Regions from separate parts of the Mus musculus genome. Here region 1 is linked to region 2. The links are chromatin loops, found by intact Hi-C in ENCODE. Cell type or tissue: heart. All regions are shown on one strand. Links, peaks and the distances in the headings refer to the core of each region. The heading gives the core; the rest is flanking DNA.

What was found. Hi-C counts contacts between places; a loop is a spot of excess contacts. Peaks named below come from ENCODE experiments on the same cell type or tissue, not always from the same donor. Only the 100,000 strongest peaks of a DNase experiment are listed, where the experiment ranks them.
Region 1: a loop joins it to region 2, with 7 times the contacts of the local background. A loop is called at or near these places in 16 of 42 quality-filtered maps.

Annotation. Positions count from the first base shown.
Region 1 is chr11:35,405,346-35,410,727 of GRCm38, reverse strand. The region is part of intron 4 of Slit3 (slit guidance ligand 3); the gene reads right to left. Among named protein-coding and RNA genes, the nearest start is that of Gm46277, 120 kb to the right of the region's middle. In heart, for the core only: a CTCF peak has its summit at 2,936 (motif pointing right); a DNase peak (open chromatin) is centred at 2,777; H3K27ac peaks cover 1,948 bases; H3K27me3 peaks cover 26 bases.
Region 2 is chr11:34,878,442-34,883,823 of GRCm38, reverse strand. No RefSeq gene overlaps it. Among named protein-coding and RNA genes, the nearest start is that of Gm25799, 18 kb to the left of the region's middle. In heart, for the core only: a CTCF peak has its summit at 2,123; no DNase peak of the experiment used is centred there.

The DNA of each region.
Region 1 (5,382 bases), core at 322-5,321, 530 kb before region 2:
ATGCTTGGCTGAAGACTGAAGCTGGAGCTAAGGTTGCCTTGAACTTTGTGAGCAAGCTGGCCTGAAGTGAGGACCCAATTCCTTCCATGGCTGTTCCCTGAGCTGAGCCAGAAAGTTATCATCCTGTCTCCCAGCGTCCTTCTGGCCATTTTCTCCACTTTACACGGTCTTAGGAAGGACAAAGGGATCAGACATCTACCATCTCTCAGCTGTCACAGGCCAATACTGGGAGCAGCAACCTTGAGGCAGGGATACTGTTCCTGGTGGAAGGAGATCCTGGTGGCTCTAATTACCTGCTGGTTGGCTGCTTTGCATCCCCACTGGTTGGTTTGTTGTTTATTGTTTTTGTTTTGTTTTGTTTTGTTTTGTGTTTTTTCCCCTCTGACTTTTGTGGTTTATAGAACTGTGTCTATCCAGTTTCAGTTCCTATGCAAATGTGGGAGAAGCACGTGGTCTTGAGCATGACCAATCAGAGCTTCTTATTCTCTGTCACATGCTCACCATAGATGATGGAAGGGACTGTGTCTGCAGGATGAGGAAACCATGAGGTTCATGAGGAATGGGGTTGCTGAGCTCTGATGGCCATCTTGCCAGTGTACAATGGGAGACAGAAAAGTGGGCACTGGATGTCCTAATTCAATCACGCCTTACTCAGGCTTTCAGACACATAAGTCAATCACCTGTCTTCAAAGCCAGCTGAGTTTTTTCCCCTGGAACTTTGACCCTCAAGATATCCAACCACACGCAGAAGTGCCCCCTTTATCCATGAGGGTTCTACTCAAAAGTGTCTGAAACCATGGGTGACACCCAACCCTATCTAGACTGCTTTACCTCTATATACTTTCCTACGATACAGTTTAATTCAGAAACTAGACACAGTAGGGGATTAACACAAAGCACATTTCTAACAGGATAGTGTACAAAAATGTCTGTGGATGTGCTCTCTCCCCGGTGTCAAAACACAATAATGTACTGCATGCGTGCGTGCGTTCTCTGTTGCCAGTATGGCGCGCCATCCATAAAGGCAAAGCTGTCAGCAGAGGACTGCTCCTGTGAAGCATTCTGAACAACACGCCCTGTCCTCACAAAGCAAACGTGACTTTAACAATTTTCATGCGAGGTGTGGACAAGGAGACTTTTCAAAAGACGCACACTTGGTTCCATGATCACTGGAAACTTTTTCCGAGTCCCGGTCTTTTTTAGATTCTCCCGATGTACCCCGGGATGGTCCTAGACTCCACGCTGTTCAAGTCTATACTGTGCAACAAGAGGAAAAACAAATGTATAAACTCCATGTGCCAGGTAAGGAAAGTGTGGGTGAGAGAGAACTGACCTGCCTGAGGCTGGTAGTCTGGGAAGGACCCCCTACTGGAACAAGGGCAAGCGAATACCTGGGCTGCTATGGTTACTCCTCTCAAGTCCATCCCCCTTCTCTCCATGGAGATGGAAAGGTGGGTCCCAACCCTCACAGGTGGCAGGAAGTGTCTCTATCTCTCTCTCTGATATCTATTCTATTTTATGTATATGATTATTTATATGTGTTTTCCCTGCATGTATATATACCTCGTGTGTGCCTGCTGCCCTAAGGGTCAGAGGAGGGCATCTGATCCCCCTAGAACTAGAGTTATGGCTGGCTTAGCCATCATGTTTGTGCTGGGAGGGAACCTGAGCAGCCAATGTCCCTAACCACTGAGCTGCCTCTCCAGTTCCTCCCGCTTCCTCTGTTTCTGTTGTTTTCTAATACTGTGGGTAGAGTTTAGAGCCTCACGAATACTAGACGAGTACTCTACTAGTTAACTAGACCCCCCCCCCACCACACACACACTTCATTTCACTTTTTATTTTTGAGAAAGGGTCTCGATAAGTTGTCCATGTTGACCTTGAACTCTGTCTGTACCAAAGGCAAGCCTTGAACTTGTCATCCTCAGGTTTCTGCCTATAAAGCCAGAGTTTGGAATTACTGGATGATGCCACCATCCCTGTCATGGGGAGGAGACTTTCAACACAAATACCAGCCAGATCACCAACACTGAGACCCTCGCCTTCTGTGTCCTTGAGCTGCCCCAACTTCAAACACCTTCCCTTACTGCCTCTCACCGACAGACTGAGGATGGCTCTTTCCACCAAAAGCAACTGTTTTCCCTCAAGCTGTGAGTCCCTTTTTTATTATGGCGGCCACCTCTCTTTGGCTGTTTCCTCCTATATGTAATGGGGTTATCCGAACGCACAGTTCACAGAACTTCCACCAATAAATCAAAAGTGGATTGAATGCTTCACAAGTGTTAAGTCAACAGCCACACAGGTACTCGTTGCTGCTAGAAGACGCAGTCTACAGTGTAAGGACTTTGAGCACACTGTCCACCGGCCTCCCGTTCCTAGCTGTTTTCGGGTTCCTACTCATGCCTCACTGGCTACTTCATAACTTGTCTCCTCCATTAACCTTTACCTCAGCAGAGGATCCTATTTCTCCCTCTCTGCTCTGGGTTCCACACCTTGGATTCTGGATTCTCTCCTGATGCACCCATCCATCCTTTAAATTAGTCAGGCTTACCTCTTCCAGAAGAGCTGGCTCCCGCAGGCCATCCCATCCCCCCCTTTTCCATTTGTGATGGTTCCCCTCCAGTATGCCTGGTGTGGAGGCCAAGGGCTTTACGGCCAACCAACTCAGGTTTGAGATCTGGCTCTGTGCCAGGTCACTGTGAAAGAGTAACTTAGCTCCAGCCTCAGCTTCTATATGTGTGAACTTTGTGGCAATCGTAATGTTTAGGGCTGGAGAGGTGCGGCAAGTCCAGGAGCATTATCCTGGTCCACAGGGGAAGCCAGGCCCTGGACAATATAATTGAGTCTTTGCACAAGCACTGAGCTCATTGCCTTCCCTACTGATTGTTGCCTGAGGCGATTCCCATCTCTGTGCTTTCCTCTACTTTCCCACATGCCTGCTTAGGGCCACACGGTGGCAGCCTATCCAAGACAGAGGAAGCTTCTGGTTGCAGAATAGAGATAAAAGTGACTTGAATACGAATATATATATATATATATATATTCACCCAGATACTTATTTTTAATTTTCCTCTTTTGGTGGTGAGTGTCGGGGATTATTCATCCTTTCCCACAGGTTCCTGTCACATGTGTGGGAGCTTCCTACCTGTACACGTTAACCAGAAGCAGAGTGAATCAGCCCAGGGCTTCACGGTGTTATCTTTGAGAAACATGGCTTATATATTTACCCCTCTTACTGGAATAGTTATCCCAACAGTCAGACTCCAGCAGGAAGCCCACTGGGTGTGGCGCCCGTGTTAAGGTGTCAGGAAGTCTGATGTCTCTAAAGTGACCATCTTGTCTGAAAACTTTACTGGGAATGAAAAATCCTTATGTCCTGGGAAACCTCCCAGTCCCAGGCAAATGTGGATGTTTGGCTTCAGGACGTAGGTGCTGCACTCCTCTAAACTTGGTGTGTGGTTCTTCCATTCTCAGCGACACAGGCACACAAAATGCTCAACGTTTGAAAGGATCACAGACAACATTCTGATTTCAAGGCATGGGGTGAACAGACTAGGCTTGCCCATCGTGCTGGATTGGTGGGGGAGAGATCGAGAACTCTGTGCCCTATCCTCAGCTCTTTCCCAGGTCTCTCTATCTCCTTGGCACGAAAGAAGGAGGGGTGTGTCTTGGGTTTCTAGACATTACCGCAAAGGGGCTCCCAGAACACAGTGACCCAGAGCAGTCTGTGAGGAAGCAGACGATCTCACTTGAAGGAAACTTTCAGCCTACTATTTACAGACAGTTAAGGTACTCTGCAGTCCACACGCTGTCTAGTTGAGGACTCTTTGGACAGAAAGCTACACAAGTACCGTGATGTCAGGTCGGAAGACAATCGCTTGGGATATCCTTAGGGCCAGTGAGAATCAAGCGAATAATGTGGAGCCAGGGCTGCCTTTCTGGAATGGGCCTCCTAAAGAAGTCAGGGATTTCTCTAGGACCCCCCCTAATGCTCTCCCCACTTCCAACTTCCAGCTGCCTGCCCTCACAGTTCACTTTAGCCTGACAACCTTTCTGCATGTCTCTTTTGTGAACAAATCCTGCTGGAGCAAACTCTTGCTTGCCAAACTAATGGACATTTACATTGCCAAAGCCCCGAGCCCAGGAGGCTGCAAGACACACCACTGCATTCAGGGGTTTTATTAGAAAGCTCTCCTGAAAACAGGAAAGCTTTGGAAAACACCGAGGAAGAATGGCCCTTTGACAAAGCCAGGGAGAGCAGGCAAATCCAGGCATGAATGAATAAGCTAAGTATGTATCTTTAAGAAATGGTCTTTTGTTGTTGTTGTTTTGGGTCTACAAAAAAAATCTAACAAAACTCTTGTTAGAGAGGGAAACTTTTAAAAAACTGCCTTTCCAAAACAAACTCCACAGGGAGTAAAAATAACTGCAAGAGAGGAAGGAACCAGCTCAAGTCACTCTTGAGCCAGACAGAATTACAAACTTGGGGGCAGCAAACTGCTCAGAGGATAGCAGCAAGGGCTTTCCAGTCTTCAGGGGACTGTGTGCACTTGTAATTAGAGAGGACACAAGACAGTGAGGGGTGACAAGTCTCAGCTAACCTCCCGCCTGTGCTCTGGTTAGAGGCATTCTGTATACGAGGCTCTGTATGCTAACCAAGCTGGGCAAACACGAGAAGAAGTAATGATAGGACAAGCAGACCTTCACTTCCGACTAAGCCTCCTAAACCCAGCTGAAATCTCCAATCTGGACTGCACTGAGTGACTGTGTGAAGCCACAGTGGAAATAGCCACACCAGAGTTTCCGTGATGGGCTGGTGTACTAAAATACTATCAAAATCCTTTCATCCTGTGTATATAAAGCATAAATGAATTATATCTTTATAGACTTAGGCCCTGACCCAAGACATCTCATGTATAGGCAAAGATTCCAAAATTTGTCCCCATTGCAAATCCCAACCTATGCCAATCTCAAGCACTCTGCACAAGGGATACTCCGTCTGAGTTTCTAAAGCATCATGAGCAAAGTATACAGAAAAGGAGAGCATTAGTTCCTGTCCCGTGGCCGCAGAAAAGTGGGAGAAACTAAGCTGAAAGCCAGCCAGTGAGAGTCTGAGCCTGATCCCTAGGCTGCCAGACACCAGAGCTGGACCCTCAATAAATTCTACACCTGTCCCAAGCTCAAATCCCCTTCTTATAAGAAATGAGAGGTCAGGTGGGGTGTGCTCCAGTGCCTGCTTCACCCAATACTCCTAGGAATAAGTACACAGCTGACACATTAGAGGCACAAGAGGCTAAGGAGAGTAGCCTGGAAATGTAAGTCTACACTGCAGACCCTTTCCATGGCCACCCTTCTGACTGTTTAAAGGTTCTCGTGAGTGCT
Region 2 (5,382 bases), core at 178-5,177:
GGGCCATGCATACGTTCTATCTTCAAGAAATGTGCTGAAGGGGCCTTATCTGGCATCAATGGGAAACAAGGCCCTTGGTCCTGTGAAGGCTTGATGCCCCAGTGTAGGGGAAAGCTAGGGCTGTGAGGCAGGAGTGGGTAGGTGTGTGGGAGAGCACACTCATAGGAGCAGGGTAAAGGGAGATGGGATAGGGGGTTTGCAGAGGGGAAACTGGGAAAGCTTAAAAAGTGAATTAATAAAATATCCAATTAAAAGTCAACAAATAAAATGCAGCAACCCTATTTTTAAAAAGAAAGAAATGTGCTGAGCAGCCTGTCTTTTTTTACCTGCGTGTGCTATGTGCATATACCACAGCACAGTGGACTCACATCTCTCAGAACAATGGGATAAATCTCTCCTCTGCTAACAAGTACCTGGAGTGGATGGTTTCTATTCAGTTACATTGCCAATGTGTGCAGGTTGAAAGGCTGATTGGGCTTGAACTGGTTTGGGGCACATGGGTAGTTAAGGCAAAACTGTCCTCAAATAAACTTTAAGGATAAAACCCTGTTTCCCATCTCTTGCTTATGCATCGTTGAAGGTTCCTGTGATTAAAATCATGAGAAATTATATGTGCAGTAGAAAATAATTATGTGACTTTAGGAGAACAGAGAGCCACCCTCACTCTACTCCTTAGTAGCCTCAACTGTCTTACTCTTGAACTCCATAAAATTCTTGAAGGCTCAAAACAATAATCAGGGCTTTTGACTGTTTTCGCTCATGTGGCCTGCTGTTGCCTTGCAGGACATTCAGGCCTTCTTTGTTGCTGTGATTTTACATAATCTCTTTGCCACTTTGCAAATCTGTGTGGTCTTTGGTTTCAGTTCCAAGAACCTGGCAAGATCAGATTCAAATCCACCATCAGTAACAGAACTGCTCAGGTAGCCTTGAGAAGATACTGAAGCTGGAGGACTGAAGGAGAAGACCTGATATTCCTAAAGTCAGACACTTGGGGTAGTAGTGGGGTTCTCACAGTTAATGTCCAGATCACTAAGGTCCTTGGTAAGATGGTTCAGAGTCTCTGTGGAGCACATCACATGCTTGCCAGTGGATCTAAGAAGAAGGGTTACGTTACAGAAAGGTGGAGAAATGCCGAGTTAAGTCTCAGTCCTGTCTGAGTCCAATGGGAAGGAAGCTGAGAAGAGCTGGAAGAGACAGAGAGCACCTTCTGCCTCTTACCCTTCAAGTTGATATAATCCAGCCAGAAGCTCCCCACAATGAAGTCTGGGGAACAGAGTTTGCAGACCCCTGATCCCAGAGTTGGGTTCGATCATTCTGAGGCACAAGGTCACTGAGTCAAATGGACAGATGGAGTTTCTGACTCATCTACTGCTGTACTGACAGCCACAGACCAGGCAATTTGCACGTTGAAGAAACTTCTTACAGTTCTAGAGGCAGAGAAGGCAAAGATCTTGGCATTGATGTTTGACGCGCCTTCAGGTGAGAGACTGTAATGTGGTAGAGAACATCAAATGGAAAGAGAACACACACAAAAAGAACTTGCTCTGTAACAAAGCCAATCTTCAAGAACTAATCCACCCCAAATAATGGCTTTAATGCATCCAGGACAATACAGTCCTCATGAGAGAATCACCTCTAACAGTGTGACAATGGCAACTCAGTTCCAACACCCATCTGGAAGGCCAAGCCACAGTACCACCCGATTTAGATTAGTTTCCTTTCACACTCTTCTGCCACAGTTAGATTCTAGTAAGTTTACTGTGTGCATGCTATAAACTCACCTCTTCTTGTCTGTCAATTTTATTGCTCATTTTCCTAAGGCCCTGCTTGTAGCATGCAGCTAATGAAGATGTTGAATGATAGACGTGTCTTTTGATACTGGTGGGATGTCCTCTGATTATTAGCCCTCTTAATGGCTCCTAAGAAGAAAGTTAGAGAAAATGTAGAGGAATCTCGAGTAAACTTTGCTGTAGCTGATCCTGCAAATGCACCAGTTGAGCGGTTTTAGGGATGTCTATCCCTGGCTGTGTCTCCTAACGTACTATCTGAATGTACTATTGGAAACTGTTATTGTAGCTAGAGCTATGCTAGCATAGCTTAAGAGTGACATCCAGTGGTCTGTTGAGGTGAGCCAGCATAGAGAACGGTTTAGCAACCTCAGACTCTACTTTGTTTGGGTTATAGACAAACCCTTTTACATCCTATCTTTATTCTAATAATGCAGCTGAGAGTCTAGCTTCTTTGCCTGCACATACCATGCGCCAATACTCCTCCTTGATCCATGCACCTAGTGACCTTGGGTCCTCACCTGTACATTCTACTTCGAACAAGGGAATTAATTTTTCCCTACCCTAGTACCCTGGATAGATTCTACTTAAACATATTCCCAGTTATGTCCCAGTACAAAAATCTGGAGTGAAATCCAGTCTAAATTGGCTTGTGGTATATATACAACAAGGCAAAATTGCCCTAACATGAGTTTTATTTATTTATTTATTTATTTAGGCAGAATCTCCTATGCCTCTGAAGAATTGGGTGCAGATATGATTAAAATCAGATGCATCATGGGTAGGGACGTGTATAGCAGAAAAAAAGACTTTATGCCTAACCTGTCAATAAAAACAGAGAACCACCTTCTCCATGTCCCTTATCACCCAAGTTCCTCCTCCCATTTGTGAAGTCCTTAAAATGAAACTCCAAATAATAACTGGAGTTCCTGAGTGTCTTCATTCTCATGACCCATTGCCCTCTTGCAGGATATTCAGACCTATTCTAGAGCTTTGCTTTGAATAAAGTTTTCTAGATACACTTGCCATGTGTGTGGGCTTTTTATTTGAACTCCTTGAATAAGAAGCCCCAAACTTCAAAACACCTGACCCTGACCACAACCCCAGCAACAAATCATAACTTAGTCACATCTGTAATACATATAGAAATCTAATCCCTTCCCAATTGTTAACGTAAATAGAGAGGAACATAATATAGGAGAGCCCGAACATTAAATCATTAGGCTTACTTTAGGAAATTATCAAAGCCATGTTGCCTGGTTGTGGGTGATCTCGTATTTCAGTTCATGGGTCTGTTTTTCTCTTTTAAACAAAAGCCTTTCCTCGTTCTGGTGATGAGCTAGTGGGCACAGAGGGAAAGTGGAGGGGAAGTATACTCACCACCATGCCCCCCAGTGCAGATGCAGAAGGGAAGTGAGATCCACAGGGCTAGTCTAGGAGAAGTAGACAGCCCTAGACCTGGTTCTCATCACCAGAAGTTCAATTATTTATGGCTCAAGAGAGTGTGGAAAATCTGCCTAGACACAGGTTTGAAATAATATATGAGTGCTCACCTGAGATGAGAGCCCATCTGTGTAGGGGTCCATGTAGAGTTGAGTGAGTCTTTGTGTATGGTCCCCAGAGAGGCAGCTAGCTAGCTACTCTACAAAGATTCCCAGACAGCAGCTAAGGCCAGGGAGCGTGAGTGCAGAGGAATATCAGCCTCGTGATGGTCCTGCATTCAACAATATGCTTCAGAATGCTCACGGTGGTTATCCCAGGTAGACTGGGGAGTCGGGTCCATTCTATTATAGACACAGTCTCAAAAGAAAATAATTAAATAGTTAATTTCATGTGGGCTTCAAATCGCCTCATTCCCTTCTCTCAACTACAAGAATCAAACCAATAATTCTCGAATGACTCATACTTATGTCTACAGGGATATCTTTGTAACTGAAAAAAACACTAATTCAGAATTCTGTGATTTGAATATTTTGCTGGCATGAAGGAATGCCCAGCAATGGGAAAGCCCCTTCCCCATTTAATAATGTTTTCCAGAAGCAAGTCAGCAAAAGTGCATTTATTCATAAATACAGAGCAATGCCTGCAAAGGAAAGCTGGAGGTGGCTACAGTTGGAATTGTTGAGACATCTCTTTGACTCATCTCCATCAGGGGGCAGATGATAATAGTGTGGTTAAGGTTGGCCCCATTGTCAAGATGTGGTAAGAGACTTGTTCCTGCTTCCTTCTATATAAGCAAATCACACAAGGCAGTGGGAGTTGATCTTCTATGACGTCTGCAACAAAACAATTTCCACAAAGTCTGCTTGCCTGGTATATCAAAGTGATAGGTGGGATTAGGCTCCCCTGTGGAAATTTCCATGTATGTTTTAGAACATGTGGAGATTGCAAAGAAGAGCTATAAAATCCATACATGCTTACAGTGTTAAAATGCTCTTGTCAATGAGGATGTGGAATGGGGGTGGTGAATCACATTCTAGCAGGGTATTAGCTTATTTCTCAGCATAACGGGAGCTTTCAGAAATCAAAGGAATAATTTTCAATGTTCAAACTCTCTTTTTTTGTATGTTTGTTTGTTTTTGAGACAGGGTCTCTTTAAATAACAGCCATGATTGTCCTGGAACTTGTTTTGTAGACCAGGCTGACTTTGAATTCAGAGAGCCCATTGCCTCTGCCTCCCAAATGCTGGGATTAAAGGTGTGCCCAGGTTTTAAATTCGCTGAACAGGATGATGTATGCAATAGAAAGATAAGTGTCATGACATGCAACTTTCTATCTTGTTTTTATTAATATGACTTAGCAATCACTGCCTGACCAAGATGGGGTAAGGTAGATATTGAAGCTCAAGTGGAAAGTTATTCAATCGCATTTTGTCTTGAGTTGTTTTCCCCAAACATGCCCTTATTTCTAAGACATATTTTAATAGGAAACAGATTACATCTCTGTCTAATCTGTCTGTGCAAGAATTCCCACTTCAATCGGATAGGGGACTAATATCCAACATATATAAAGAACTCAAGAAGGTGGACTTCAGAAAATCAAATAACCCCATTAAAAAATGGGGCTCAGAATTGAACAAAGAATTCTCACCTGAGGAATACCGAATGGCAGAGAAGCACCTGAAAAAATGTTCAACATCCTTAATCATCAGGGAAATGCAAATCAAAACAACCCTGAGATTCCACCTCACACCAGTCAGAATGGCTAAGATCAAAAATTCAGGTGACAGCAGATGCTGGCGAGGATGTGGAGAAAGAGGAACACTCCTCCATTGTTGGTGGGATTGCAGGCTTGTACAACCACTCTGGAAATCAGTCTGGCGGTTCCTCAGAAAATTGGACATAGTACTACCGGAGGATCCAGCAATACCTCTCCTGGGCATATATCCAGAAGATGTCCCAACCGGTAAGAAGGACACATGCTCCACTATGTTCATAGCAGCCTTATTTATAATAGCCAGAAGCTGGAAAGAACCCAGATGCCCCTCAACAGAGGAATGGATACAGAAAATGTGGTACATTTACACAATGGAGTACTACTCAGCTATTAAAAAGAATGAATTTATGAAATTCCTAGGCAAATGGATGGACCTGGA